Linked DNA regions of Mus musculus: regions 1 and 2 are each linked to region 3. Evidence: chromatin loops called from intact Hi-C (ENCODE). Cell type or tissue: heart. All regions are shown on one strand. Each heading gives the region's core, and the rest is flanking DNA. Links, peaks and the distances in the headings are about the cores only.

Region 1 (4,972 bases), core at 508-4,507, 860 kb before region 3:
ACATTTAATTGCACTGCCTGAAGCGTATCACCTTAACCTATTTTAAATCAAGAACCCACTTTCTGTATCCAAGGATTCCAGGAGGATTTTCGGGGTTTCCATAAAGAAAACTGAATGAGTGTGTAAACCATGATAATTGTACCCTCAGATCAAGTCCCTTTGTTACAGTAACTGTGAAGGTTAGAGCTTTACATCAGTGGGATAGTACCGCTCTGTTGTCACATAACTTCGTTCTTTACTGTGTGAAGTGTACAGCATTGGGAGGTGAGAGAAAAACAGCCCTGAGCTCCAAGAAAGAGTTTTAGTTACTATGTTTTCTCCAATAACTACAGATGCAAGGGAAAATAGTTATACTGTGTTCAAAGTGTGTGAACCAAATACCTATTTTATTCTGGACCTTAATCTAATTGGTTAAATCTGATTGATTTTTAATCTCCTTAAGGGCTGTTATGGTGTTCGGTCAAACCACAGCCAGGTGAAACAAGGGCAGACCGGCTTTTACCAGTTTCTCTGAGCACATGAACAAAGAATAATAAATGTGAGGTTTGGGTAGTTTTCTTTTTTGGCTGGTAGATACAAGAGCCTTAAAAGCAAAAAAAAAATCCTGCAATAGGAAGGAAACCTGGCGGACCGTTCTGTTAGTCATTTTGATTCTTTTGTTTAATCTCCCACTTAACCCTTTGTGTGTGTATTAACTACCAGCCTGAAGATTCTTCCGGAGAGCTTTGCTTCTCTTCCAACCCCACGCCCGCTTCTCCTTCCTTATATTGAGGTAAACAGCAACAGTATATTTGTCTTGCTTACTGATATATGCAAATCACTTATTTGCCTTCTGTGGACTTTACGCTTGAAAGACCCAAAGACCCAGGCTCTTCAGGTTATCTGCAGGAAGGTTTGAGGTCTTGCTGGGTAATAATTTCCTTCTTTATTGTCCAGCTCTGAGATAGAAAAGCTATGATAGGGGGGTGTGGTCCCTTAGTAAACAGCAGTTCACAAAGAGCTCTGAGCTACCAGACTCCTTTGTATCTGAATTCAAAGAGCACACCTTTGCCTCATACCTTACAATGTCAAGGTCTTCTGTTTGGGGACTATGGTGAATTTGTCCCATTTAATACCTTAGTCATTTATTTAGGCGGATCAGACCCTTTGAAAAATGTAGACATTAGATAATAGTTGTAGGCTGGGCCTTTAATTTTATGCTAGCTGATGGTTCTTGTTTGTCTCTGATGATTAACAACAGGATAGAAATGATAGCAGTTTGAGATCTGTGACTCACTATTGTAAGGGAAGGAACATGCCAGGAAAGTGCTGTTAATCAGAGGTAAGAACTCTGCTTTTTAGCCTTGTGCGGCACTGGGCCTGGGCTCTGCTTTCCTTTCCAGATTGATAAAGCGTGCATACCAACTCTGACCTGAAAACGATTAATCTGAAAGAACATCATGCTTAAGTCATGGCCTTAGAAGCCAAGCGTCTGGGAGTGACCCTGATGCTACTAAACTAAGGACCACTGATCTCGAGCTCTGTAGGTTGTCCGGGATTCCATAAGCTTGTGTGTTTGGTACTTTACAAGAGCTTAGTGCACATTCCTGATCCAGAAGAACATAGTAAGTGCCCTTTGGGGGTCTCTGAAAAGGCATTTTCTCTGCAATAAAAGAATAAATTATGAAGAAAGGAGAAATGAAGACCTCTCATGTTTTAAGTAAGTCATTTACAGAATCTGAGGTTTCCTGTGACTCATGTTGAGATGGTTCACATGAGATGCAGATTCCTTGCCTGTGGCATTCTTTGGCTTTAGAGTTGCCATTTATGTGCCCTCGTGTTTATGTATGCATAGGTAGAGGAATGATGTATATGTGAATATAAACATGTATGTATATATACACATACACAAGTAAATGATCTTGCTTCTAAGACAGCTGCTAAAGTATTAGAACATTGGATAGGTAGGAGTCAGGCCTAATTTTAATTTGGTTTTGTTTTTATTGGTCTTAGTCATTAAGCACAAGCCTTTGATCCCTAAAATGTTCCTAACATTATGGGGAGCCCTGGGTTTATAGGAATAAAAGCTGCATCACCAACTGCAATTTAGTTTTCTCTGGATAATTCTTGCCTTTTTTTTTTTTTTTTTTTTTTTTGTGCCTTGAATAGCTTAGCCTACCTTTTATAGCTTTCTGTTTCCTTGTATGTGAAGTAGAATTGGGGCGGCTGGCTAGTTTGTTGCTCCCTTCAGAGCTCTGAGGACTCTGATTTAAAGCGAATAAATAGCACTGTCTTCCTGCCGGTTTAATGTTGAAACTGTTCCCTGATACCCAGCACTAGAGATTAGGGACTGAGCCTGCGGTCTTGGACATGCTAGGTAAACATGCCCTTACAGCTCAGCTCTATCTCCAGCCCCAGAGTTGTGTCTTCCATTGTGCTTGCTGTGGATGAGATTTCTAATTTGTAGCATAAGGTTACTAGAGAGTGATTTTACACCAAGCAAACAGAAAGCCAGGTCTTATAGACACAGCTTTTCCATTAATCACTGACAGTTTTGTTTGTCTGTTTGAATTGTAAGATCTATTTCAGTCATCTCTTGTGGTATGTGTGTGACATAATCCACATTGCTTCAGGGGAGACTTCTTGTATTCACCACAACAAATGTCTCAAGTATTTCTGGGAGTCATCCACCTTGCTTCTCCAGCCTCCCGTTGTCTGGAGCAGCATCATATTAGCTGTACCAGACTCATCCACTTATCTCTACCACTGCTATCTTTATAATCCAGCCACTTTCCACCTGCATTCTTGATAATCTCTCTTCTGCCGGGGAACTGTCCATCACCACTGAGCGACTGCAGTGAGCTTCTAAAAACGTAAATCGGATTGCTCTTCTGTTAGAAAACACCGCAGTCAGGGCTGGGAACATAGCTACAGAAGGCCCTGGGTTCAACACTCAGCAGCACCAAAACCGTAACCAAAATGTAAGACCATAAAACACCGCAGACCACTCTTACCCAGTTTAGATGAATCCAGCCTGACTATCCCTGCTGTACAGGAGGTTAGGTCCCGGGCTGTGCCTCCCGTCACACTGGTCCCCTCCCCTTTGTCTAGCGTGTTCTAATAAGGCCGGCCACCAGCCTGTGTCCCCCTTCTTTCAAACTCGAAATGTGGCAAGTCTGAGTTGAAATGTGCTCTGAGTATAAAATAGACCTCAAATAAAAATCTTATTTTTATATTGACCTCATTGTAATGTTTTAAATGTTTTAGAAATATTTGCTTAGACAAATTGTCAAAATTAAGTTCACTTTTTTTTTTCACTTTTATTCAGTGAAGCTATGAGAAAATGAAACATTACACAGGCAGCTCACAGTGGCTTTCTCCCGGGATGCGTCCTTCTGGGCATATAGGCCTTTCCTTTCCCAGGCTCACTTGCCATCAGCTCTTCTGTCTGCCTAGCTTGGGTTCTGTTTCTTTCCGACTAGCTGGCTACTTCTCCTTCCGATGTCCATTCAGATACTGTCTCAAGAGGAACTTCTCTCTAGTTGGAGAAACTCTTTCTAGTTGATATAAAGTAACAGTCACCAGTTCTCTACATGGTTTCCTGTGTTACTGCATAGGAACTGCTAAGCGACAGGACTCTCCACTCCTTCTTTCATATTTACCATGTAGTCACCAAACCCAAGCTCTGCAGAATCTTCAAGAGGAGTTACTTTGTCCTATGCAGCATTCCTTTCTCCAACATAGTATCTGCTACTTAGTGCTTAACACATCTGTGTCGAGGGAGTAAATGAAGGTGAACGTGCTATAGTGATAAGCGAGAGGTATAACCAGAGTGAAAGGGCCCATTTCACTCCTGTTTCTTGTCAAAGCAAGCGTTGAAGTTCAGCCTCTTCTGAAGGATGCTGTCAGAAGTCTCCGTGCAGTCCATCAACTTTCAGAACTCTGTGGATCATTTCCATTTCCTGTCATTTGTTGATGTTTGAGACTATGTCTCAATACCTCTTTGATCATCTTACCTTTTAATTTTAAGATTGTTTTATCAATTCACTTAGCAGGGATAAAGTAGCCTTTTTAAAAATATTTATTTATTTATTTATTATACGTAAGTACACTGTAGCTGTCTTCAGACACTCCAGAAGAGGGCATCAGATTTCATTACAGATGGTTGTGAGCCACCATGTGGTTGCTGGGATTTGAACTCAGGACCTTTGGAAGAGCAGTTAGCACTCTTAACCGCTGAGCCATCTCTCCAGCCCATAAAGTAGCCTTTTAATGAGCTATTCAGAAATAGCTGTGGGCTTATGAAGGTAATAAAACATCCTTGTTTGTACCTGTTTTTCTTGAATTCATTGCACCCTTTTGATTCTTAGCAATGATTCAAAGCTGGGTGCAGTGATGCAGGCTTGTAATCTTAGCAGTTGAGAAGCTAGATCCTGGGATTTGAGGCCAGACTGGGATTATGAGACCCTGTCTCAAAACAAAACAAGAAAAAAAAATATGGTTTTCAGTGTCAGTTGTTAGTTATAAGATTACATTGCTTATAAAAGTAACAAAGTCGATATTTTGTATCCATTAACCCTACCCATTCCTCCGGTTGGCCTAGAACATTAGTCCTTACTCATCATAGCCAGCGTCAAAAGCTCTCATCCTTTGTAGATCTAAATAAATTTCATCTCTGCCAAGAGCCTTTTTTATATGACCTGTCGAAATGAATAGTCTTCTAGTATGACTACTTCCTCAATAAACCAAGACTAATGGGAGCCAGAACTAAGTGTTTGCCTGCGTAGTGCTCCCCACCCACAGCGCTCTGTATTTTATAGTGTCAGAAACAAAGCAGTAACCAGCACTGGGGTAACCAAACCCCTCACTTCCTCTGCTCAGTCCCTTGCAGGAAGGTATTTAAAGCCAGCTGTAACCCCAGGCTCTGCAAGGTTGGGTCTTCGGGAAGTTTGAAAGTCCAGGAAAAGGAAAGCATGAATAGCGCTTCTTTACT
Region 2 (4,972 bases), core at 508-4,507, 170 kb after region 3:
GGAAGGGAGGGGAGGGGAGGGGAAGGGAAGGGAGGGGAGGGGAGGAGAGGAGAGGGGAAGGGAAGGAAGGGGAAGGGAAGGAAGGAGAAGGGAAGGGAAGGGAAGGGAAGGGAAGGGAAGGGAAGGGAAGGAAGAGGAGAGGCAAGGAAAGGCAAGGCAAGGCAAGGAAAGGAAAGGAGCTGGACACAACTGTGTGCCTATAATCTTAGTGCTGGGAAGACAGAGACAGGATAGGAGGATTCTTGGAGCTGGCCTCTATTGGTATGAACACACACACACCTAGAAAAAGTTAACTTCAGGGCTAGAGTTAAGAACACTAACTGCTTTAGAGGTCCTGAGTTTAATTTTAAGCAACCACATGGTGGCTCACAACCATCTGTAATGGATCTGATGCCCTCCCTCTTCTGGTGTGTCTCATGAGATCTACAGTGTAAATAAATAAATACATTTTTAATTTTAAAAAAGAAAGAAAAAGAAGAAGAAAGAAAAAGAAAAGTTAACCTTATATAACACAACACAGTCAGAATTTAAACTTATTATTAATGTGAGTGAGCACATGTGCCATAGTGTCCACGGGAAGGTCAGAGGACAACTTTGTGAAGTCAGCCTCTCCATCCACCTTTACCCAGTGTGATGGCTATTCTGGTTGTTAATTTGACTATATCTGGAATGAACTACAATCCAGAAATGGAAGGCACACCTGTGATCCAGATCTTGAGGCCGGAAGACTCAGGCTTCTGACCTGGATCTTGGCATAGAGATCTTGAGGCATAGTGGCCATAAAAAGCTTAGGCCCAGGCAAGGTAGTACATGCCCTTAATCCCAGGAGACTAAGGCAAGCAGATCTCTGAATTCAAGGACAGCCCGGGACAAAACAAGTTCCAGATCCAGGCACGGTAATACACACCTTTCATCTAGGCCACACCTTCTGCTGGAAGCCTACATGAGGACACTGGAAGATGGAAGACTCTCACTCGTTCACCTGCTTTCATTTACTTGCCATTGCCAGCACATCTGTGGGAAGCTACCTCTTCAGGATTCCAGCTTCTACAGAAGACCAGCTGAAACAACTAGCCTCATGGGACTGAGCATACTAGATTCTTAGACTTCCATTCACAGCTGCCCATTGTTGGGTTAGTTGAACTACAAACTGTTAAGTCATTACAATAAATTCCCTTAATATATAGAGACATTTCATAAATTCTGTGACTCTAGAGAACCCCCATTAATATACACAGGTTTCCCAGGAACAAATCAAGTTGTTGGGTTGGCACAGTGCGTGCCATGGAGCCACCTCACCACCCACAAGAGTTAATTACAATGTTTTTGCTTAACACAAGTTAAAGTAACAACTCAGTAATAGAGAATATGGTAACCAATACAAAAGAATAAATATCCCATGTTTTTTAAACTCCTGATTGTCCTGCCTCTACTTTCTGAGTATAGAGGTTACTGGTGTGCTACAATACTCAGCTAAAACATATGTTCCATAGTAGTTCAAAGACAGATTTTAACCAGTTTAGCTAAAAAGAAACTTTTTTCAAAACTGATAACATTTATTCACTCAGCAAAATATACTGCAAACCCTGTTTCCTAAGCACCGTTCAGAAAGAAAAATAGGAATTAAAAGTCACTGAAATCATCTATTAAGAATACAGCTGTGCCGGGTGGTAGTGACGCATGCCTTTAATCCCAGCACCTGGGGGGCAGAGACAGGCAGAATTCTGCGTTCGAGGCCAGCCTGGTCTACAGAGTGAGTTCCAGGACAGCCAGGGCTATACAGAGAGACCCTGTCTCGAAAAACCAAAAAGAAAGAAAGAAAGAAGGAAGGAAGGAAGGAAGGAAGGAAGGAAGGAAGGAAGGAAGGAAGGAAGGAAGGAAGGAAGAAAGAAAGAAAGAAAGAAAGAAAGAGAGAAAGAAAGAAACCAACTAGCTTATCAGGCTGGAAAGATGCTTCAGGGGTTAAGAGCACTAGCTGCTGAGTTTAATTCCCAGCAACCACATGGTGACTCACACCCATCTATAGTGGGGTCTAATGCCCTCTTCTGACATGTGGGTGTATGTGCAGATAGAGCACTCATTCATAAGAGAAAGAAAAGAAAGAAAGAAAGAAAGAAAGAAAGAAAGAAAGAAAGAAAGAGAAAGAGAGAGAAAGGAAGAAAGACTAAAACAAAGAGAACAAAAAGAATACATCCTATCATTAAGATAGAGGAGACAGTGAAATGGGTAAAATGGAAGTATAGAGGGAGAATACTGGGGGTGGAAAGGCTCAAAGATGAAGAAGGATAGGGAATGAAGACATGAGGAAATGAGGGAAGGTAGGGTGTGTGTAAAAGCTATGTGGAAACCTACACTCTTGCAACCAAATGAAAAATACAATCAGAAGGGGCAGTGGAATCAGTAATATGAAGGAACAGGGAGAATATTCCAGGTTAAAAACTGCATGGAGTTGAGGGTAGGAGATGTGAGTAAGCAGGAGAAGCATATGGGTTAGCCAAGACAAAGAGGTCTATGGAAACCCAATAGCTTGTAAGCTAATTTTTAAAATATAATAGAGACTAGAGATATGGCAGTTGGGAAGAACCTATAGGTGTTGTTTATACCCACAGAGTTGTGCTGCTCTCGAATGTCAGCTTCTTCCATCCAAGGCTCAGAGAACAAGGAGGAAGAGTGAGCAGATGAGAGAGAACATGGGAAGGGGAAAGCTGAGAAATGCTGTCTTCTACATATAACATCAACAACACACCAACTCTAACAATATGCCTACTTCATAGCAGCTGTGATTGTGTACAAAACCAGTACAAGACCAAGCCAGTCAAAATTCCATCTTGGGGGCTGGAGCGATGGCTCAGTGGTTAAGAGCACACACTGCTCTTACAGAGGATATGGGTTTGGCTCCCAGCACCTACCTGGTGGCTTATCACCCTCTATAATTCCAGTTCCAGAGGATCTAACACTCTCTTCTGACCTCTACACAGGCATGCAGACAAAATACTCATACACATTTAAAATTTATATATTAAACATATATATCTTTTTTTTTTTTTAATTCCAGCATAGACTAGGGAAGAACTCCTGAGGTCCAACTCTGAGGTGGGGAACCACTGGCAATTGACAGCAGCTGAGGAGAAAGTCACTTTTTTTTGAGGATGTGGCTGCTAGTAGGTTGCCCATGCCCCAGTGAATGGCCCACACTAATGACCATATGGTCAACACTAACTGCACTACCACTAAAAATAATAAAAGAAAACATGAAGTTAGAGGGAGATCAGATGAAAGGGTCCTGGAGGAAGTAGGAGGGAAGTAGTAGTTGGTGGATAAAATCAAAATGCATTATACATGAGGACTGGAAAGATGGCTCAGCAGTTAAGAACACTGGCTGCTCTTCCAGAGGAGCCATGTTCAATTTCCAGCATCAACACAGCAGCTAATAACTATTTGTAACTCCAGTTCCAGGAGATCCAATGCCTTCTTTTGGCCTCCCTGGACACCAGGCACACAAGCAATGCATATACATATATGCAGGCAAGATACCCCCACACATGCAACCACAGCACTTGGAAGACAGAGGCAGACGGCCCTCTGTGAGTTGAAAGCCAGCCTGTACTTCACAGAGTGAGTTTCAGGACAGCCAGGACTACACAGAGAAAGTCTATCTCAGAAAAAAATTTAAAAAATTTTAATAACAAAAACAAATATGCCCAAAACACATGTTATATACATATGACATTTTTCAGAGTAAATTTTACTCTTTAAAGGTATGGTAGCACAGTCTTTAATCCCAGCACTTGGGAGGCTACATGCAGATCTTTGTGAGTTTAAGGACAGCATGGTCTTCATAACAAGTTAAGGACAGCCAGAACTACTTAATGAGACACTGTCTCAAAACAAACAAAAAATATGTTCTATAAAAGCACACTTTTAAATATACTATAGAAGTTAGGGAAGTAAAAGCACACAAAATGAACTTTTCTGAATATCCCCATTTTAGGTACTTTACCACAAAATAAGAATTGAACCATGTTTCTGAACAGCCTAAGCTATCAAAAGTAAGGAATCTGAAACTACTCAAAGCAGGACTGGTTATCATTTCACTGTGTAGGTGCATATCAAAGCATTATGGTGGTAAACACCTAGAATTCTAGTTCTAGGCAACAATGATTCCCGCTAGTCTGAGATCAGCCTGCCCTACATCAAGGAGCTGGAGAGAGAGCTCAGCAGTTAAGAACACTGGCTGCTCTTCCAGAAACCCTCAGCTTGGATTCCTAGTGAACCCATCTGTAACTCCAGTCCCAAGGGATCAGATGCCTTCTTCTGGCAGTCATGGGTACTTCATGCACATGGTTCACAGACATTCCTAACTCAGGTTCCAGAGGATCTGATGCCTTCTTCTGACCTCTGCAAGCACCAATCACACACATGGCACACATACATATGCACTACACTCACACACATAAACTAAATAAATTTAAATAGAAAAACAAAGGGTATAATACACACACAATAAGTAAGTAAATGTAATTTTAAAATCTTTTCAAAAAAAAAAAACTTTTGAGCTACCAACAAATTAAGAAAAGAATTATATAAATCTTTTGGCCTTTAACCTCAACTTACATATTGGAAACTCTAAGAATAATCTGAAATATTTCTACTTTGATAAGGGTCCTTCCTTCCTTCCTTTTTAAAGCTCTTTCCTTACAGTGTCCATGTACTTCCTTTCAATTAAGATTACGCAGCTCCATTCCTAAGACAGACCTACTTCTCTCTGGGCACTAGGCAGGTACAGAGCATTGTCAAATACTTTCAAAATCTGTTGTGACTGCTGCTAGTCCTAAATTCTCTAAGTTTATATTGTAAGCACTCTTCCTTATGTTTGGTTTCCTGAAAATAACAAGAACACTAATGACAGGACACTCTGACTCACTAATTAGTCATTCTTACACTCTCTTTAAGTTGCCTTGAGCAAAGCACT
Region 3 (4,972 bases), core at 383-4,382:
GAATTTAATTGAAAGAGGAGAGTCAGCAGAAGAAACTGCTGCTCTCCCCAAGTCCCCTCAAAAGCGGCATTAGATTTTCCGGGAATCAACTGTCAGGATAAATGGCTGGCTTCTCCCCGACAGTTCACCAGCCTCAACCCAACTGTCAGAGAAGCTAGCTGAAGGAGCTTAGTGTGTGTCCAGGATTTTGGAACACATACATTAAAAGTCCCTTGCTTAGAGAAAGTTGAAAGTTTGGATAAATATTACTTGTGGTTCATCTTCTTTACTATACAGAGTTGGAGAGGTCCTGCCTTGCTGAGGCACACCTGTAATCTCAGTGCTGAGATGTGAGACAGGAAGATTCCCCCAGGCTCACTAGCCTGCCAGTCTAGTCTAATTGGTAAGCTCCAGGCCAATGAGAAACATTTTCTATACACATACAAGTGCACATACATGTGCATATATGCACAGACATGCATTAACAATAAAAAGAAATTCTTTTATCATGTAAGTGTATGATATACTGTCTGATAGAAAAACCATTAAAAAATCAACTATGTACATCTAGAAACTAGGCAGATGACTGGGCAATAAACTACTTGCCATGACAGCATGCAAAATAGGGTTCAGGTCCCCTGAATTCTGGTAAGAATGCCAAGCAGGGCCGCACATAACTGTAATCCCAATGCTAAAGAAATGGAGACAGAAGGATCTCTGGGACTTGCTGGGCAGCGAGTCTATCCAAATCAGCAAACTCCAGGTTCACTAGAAGATGCTGTCAAAGCATAAGACAAAGGACATTGAAGGAAGGTGCAGGAAGGCACTCAGTGTTCACCTGTGGTCTCTACATGAACATGTGAGCACACATACATATGTGGATACATATCAGGATACCCAATACCGAGTATCTCAGACTTCAAAATACACCAGTATTGCACTCCTGTCTGACTGTCTAGCCAAAGTCGTGATGTTAAATCCCACGCCACGATAAGGTAGGTACTTATCTAAAATGAGTGAATGCCAAGCCGACATCCACCTTCCTAGAAAGGTGGTTAGTCTTAGAGCAAGAAGCACTTTCTGTTCCACGCAGGCACAGAGGATAGGTGACCAGAGGTTCAGAACAATCCCTAGTGTTGCTTTCACGTATCAATCCCAACTTACATATTCAATTTTAAATTTCATCTCTGTGTGTGCTTACTTAAGTTCACAAATCCTATAGATCAAATTAGTTAGGCATAATAATTATACAAGTACAATTTCCCAGTGTCCTCCACTATCCCACAGCTTTGAATGACAGTTGAGTGCCACATTGTAGGCAGCTATCTGCTTCCCTGAGAGATGGGACCAGGAACACAGAGTTCTGTGATTTAAGAGACTCTCATGGTAAGGCAGCCTCCACAGCTCCCTGGCACTCTGGTACAGGTATTTGGTATTTGATATGTAGTTTGTGCTGTGTGCTATCTGGTTTTATGTCAATTTGACACAACCTAAAGTTATCTAAGAAGAAGGAAACTCAATTGAGAAAAATGCCTCCATAAGATTGGACTGGAAGCAAAATTGTAGAGCATTTTCTTAATTAGTGATTGGTGATAGAAGGCCCAGTCTATTGTGGGTGTTGCCATGTCTGAGTTATACACATATGAAGCAGGCTGAGCAAGCCACAAGTAAGCCAGTAAGCAACACACACACACACACACACACACACACACACACACACACACCCATTGCCTCTGCATCAGCTCCTGCCTCAGGATCCCTGCCCTGTTTGAGTTCCTGTCATGACTTCCCTCAAAAGGGAACTACAGTGTGAAAGTGTAGGCTGAAATAAACCCTTTTCTCCCCAACTTGTTTTCGGTCATGGTGTTTCAACACAGCAATAGTAGCCCTAACTAGGACAGGCTGCTTGGTAAGACAGGCTTCAGATCAAAGGAACAGGGGTCTTTCTTTATGTGTGGCAACCTGGGGGAATGTTCTTGTTTATTTATATTATAATCTGAGCACTCACTTTCTAGATACCAGCATCCCCTGCAACATACACTTGCACCCTTACAAGCCTTGACTGTAACTAGTCTTTACAATAAGACTAGCTAGGGTTCTAGTGGGAAAAGTCTAAGTCCCATTGTAGTATATTAAGCCTTCATAAATGGAGTATCTAATGGAAGGAATTATAATTCACTTTGTAGTTGAGCCACAGCCACTCAGACTGTGTTGGGAAGGGGGAAACTACTTTCTAACATAGCCCACCTTTAAGACTCCTACGTAATTATTATTTTGAATTAAAATCTGTCTTCATGTAATTTCTCGTCCTTTGGCCTAATACTCCACACCCTAAAGCGCCAACTATAATGGCGGTCTCATTAGAGTCCAATGAGTGCACACTCTTATAAGCCGTGTGCTTTTGACGTTATCATATCAGAAATTTACTTAGCTATGTTTGAGAAGACTCTTACGTTCCTGTCCACCATCCTTTCGCTTATAGATGTCACACTGCTTTTTAAACCAAGTAAAATCTGTAACATCTGCAACACACTACTTGACTTAAAGCCTCACTCGCTATGTTAACTTATTTTTACTTTCTGCCGTGTTGGGAATGTCACTGAGGACCTCGCACAACTCTCACCCCAGTGTTTCTAGCTATGAAAAATATAAAAATAATTTCATTATATTTAATGGCAGTGCCACTTAAAGCAAATGTTACCTCTCCTCACCTCCTTGTGCCTACTAAGAAGAAACACATCTGCTTTGAGTCTACCCAGCGGCTTCCAGCCCTGCCCACCCTCACCTTCCAGGCAAACGGAGAATGCGGCCGCTGATTGGCTGGCTAGGGCGCATCTTGATGACGTAAGCACGCGCCAGGCCAGGCCGCCTACCACAGCAGGTGGACAGGTCTTAAGCCGCGGCTTCTCTGAGGGGTAGACAGCTGGGCATGGGCCTCCCGAGGCTTCGCCATGAGCTTCCTGATCGACTCCAGCATCATGATCACCTCCCAGGTGAGCCTTGGGAGAACCTGGATTTGCTCAGCCCGCTCCCTTGCCCGGGTGGCGAAGGCTGACGTGTGGTGCTGTCACTCACCTAGCGTGCGTCCCCAGACTCTGGGGAGGGCCTGGCTGGCCCCAGCGCTGAGCCGGTGCCATGCGGGGGTCAGTACCCACGGCGCCCCGAGGCTTCCGGGCAGCTCCGCGGACCACGGAGCCTGGAGAAGCTTGGCTCCCGGCGGGAGGCCCACGGCAGCGTGCCTACCAGGGCTGAGGACCGGGACGGGTATGGGCTTTGCAGGATCCGGGTGCTGACACGTTTGCCTCCGCGAGGTCCAAGTCTGAGCTTTCCTTTGTGCAGTGACACCTCATCTTTCGTTCTCTGGTTGCTGTTCACTCTTTGCGGGTCGCGGTCGACCCACGTTTTCTTCTCACTTGGCCACCTCTATCTACCGTTAAACAAAACCGAAGAAGTATAAACCACTGGCAAGTTCTGCTCGCTTCGTCTAGTGAGCCTCTTGCTTTTCCCATCAGTCGTGTCTCTCCAGGGTTTCCTCCCACCCCACCCCAAGTGTTTATGATAGCCCTGATATCATGTATGTATTTATGTGCATAGCCATGTACCCACTTTCAAATGCAAGCACTCACTAAGCAACTGCAGACGCTTCTTTGCTTGCATTATCGCTCTCACCCCGCATCTTTCCAGTAAAAGATTTTTTTTTCTCTTCATCGCATCCAAATGGCAAGGGAAAGAAACAGTTCCCCTGAGGGACGTAAGTGAGGTACATCCTTGAATTTAGGGTTTGTGCAGCTGCATCCCAATGCTTCCCTCAGCAGAGCATTGCCCTCACCTCTTGAAAACGTCGGTAACAACACTTAAGAAAATGTAAAACAAGAAAAAGCCAACCCATTTCACCACTCTAATACAGTAACCATTTTTCCCTTTTCAAAATTAATACCTTTCAAGTACATTTGACTGCTTTTGTTGCTAGCATAGTGTTCAAATCTGTAAATACACAAAACTCTGGACACTCTGCCTTCTGCTTCAAATCTCTCTGCGCCTCCCCTGTTGTCCTTGATAATGACACAGAGTGGCTTTCAGCCTTACTACCAATTCAAGAAAAAAAAAAACATTTAAGTTTTAAGAGTTTTTCCCCCCACAGGTAAATATAAATGTCCATTCCCAGCTTGTTAAAGAGTACAAAAATAAGAGTATAATTAGAAAATTTCCATGCACTTTCACCTGTGAGATTAACATGAACATAATTCAAAAGTTCCCAAGAATATGGCTTTCTAAACTTTTATGCCTTAAATTTATAATCTTTAACTTTTACAAATATATCCACATGAAATATTAAATTTAACCAACCAAAGTGCTGAAATCTAAAACCCAAACAATCCTTTGCGTCAAATGTTCCCTGTCTTTATATGTTTTGGGGCTACTTTGCCATCATTGAGGTGTTAATTAAATGAAAATGTCACCACAGGGAGGCGTAACTTGTCCCCTATCAATAACCAAAGGGGCCTTTCATTCCAGCCACTTTCTTTCTCATGTATGTTTTATTTTCCTTCCCCATGAAATCCAAGATAGTATCTTTCTTACTCTCTCTTGTATTCCCTAGCATCTGACCCATTTGGTGGCAGAGTGGAGGCCAAGTAAGGCCTTAGGGAAATGTGGTTAACAGGAAAGCAATGCATGCACCATTTTTCCTGTTCCATATGAACTGGAAGGTTTATGTGGTATGAAATCAGAAACTTCATATCAGAGACTCTCACCTCAGGCCAATGAGATGACTGAGCGGATAAAGGCACTTGCTGCCCAAGCCTGAAACCTGAGTTAGATCTTGGTGCTCAGAATGGAAGGAGAGAACTAACTCCCAAAAATTGACCCCTGCCTTCTACTTGCAAGCGCATGTGCAAGCACACAAATAATAAAAGAAATTAAACTTTATAAAACTTATTACCTCTGACATTTTTGTTCATGCCACAGAATAAAGCACAAAGTCCTTAACATG

The links. Hi-C counts contacts between places; a loop is a spot of excess contacts. Peaks named below come from ENCODE experiments on the same cell type or tissue, not always from the same donor. Only the 100,000 strongest peaks of a DNase experiment are listed, where the experiment ranks them.
Region 1: a loop joins it to region 3, with 12 times the contacts of the local background. A loop is called at or near these places in 1 of 42 quality-filtered maps.
Region 2: a loop joins it to region 3, with 2.5 times the contacts of the local background. A loop is called at or near these places in 1 of 42 quality-filtered maps.

Annotation. Positions count from the first base shown.
Region 1 is chr3:97,759,902-97,764,873 of GRCm38, reverse strand. The region is part of intron 8 of Pde4dip (phosphodiesterase 4D interacting protein (myomegalin)); the gene reads left to right. Among named protein-coding and RNA genes, the nearest start is that of Gm46816, 14 kb to the right of the region's middle. In heart, for the core only: no CTCF peak of the experiment used is centred there; no DNase peak of the experiment used is centred there.
Region 2 is chr3:96,737,527-96,742,498 of GRCm38, reverse strand. The region is part of intron 1 of Rnf115 (ring finger protein 115); the gene reads right to left. Among named protein-coding and RNA genes, the nearest start is that of Rnf115, 12 kb to the right of the region's middle. In heart, for the core only: CTCF peaks have their summits at 2,040 (motif pointing left) and 4,320 (motif pointing left); no DNase peak of the experiment used is centred there.
Region 3 is chr3:96,903,182-96,908,153 of GRCm38, reverse strand. It overlaps Gpr89 (G protein-coupled receptor 89), which reads left to right and starts at 2,856. Exons shown (of 14, transcript NM_026229.4): 1 at 2,856-2,972. The coding sequence starts at 2,931. In heart, for the core only: no CTCF peak of the experiment used is centred there; a DNase peak (open chromatin) is centred at 2,813; H3K4me3 peaks cover 1,621 bases; H3K27ac peaks cover 1,162 bases; H3K27me3 peaks cover 1,047 bases.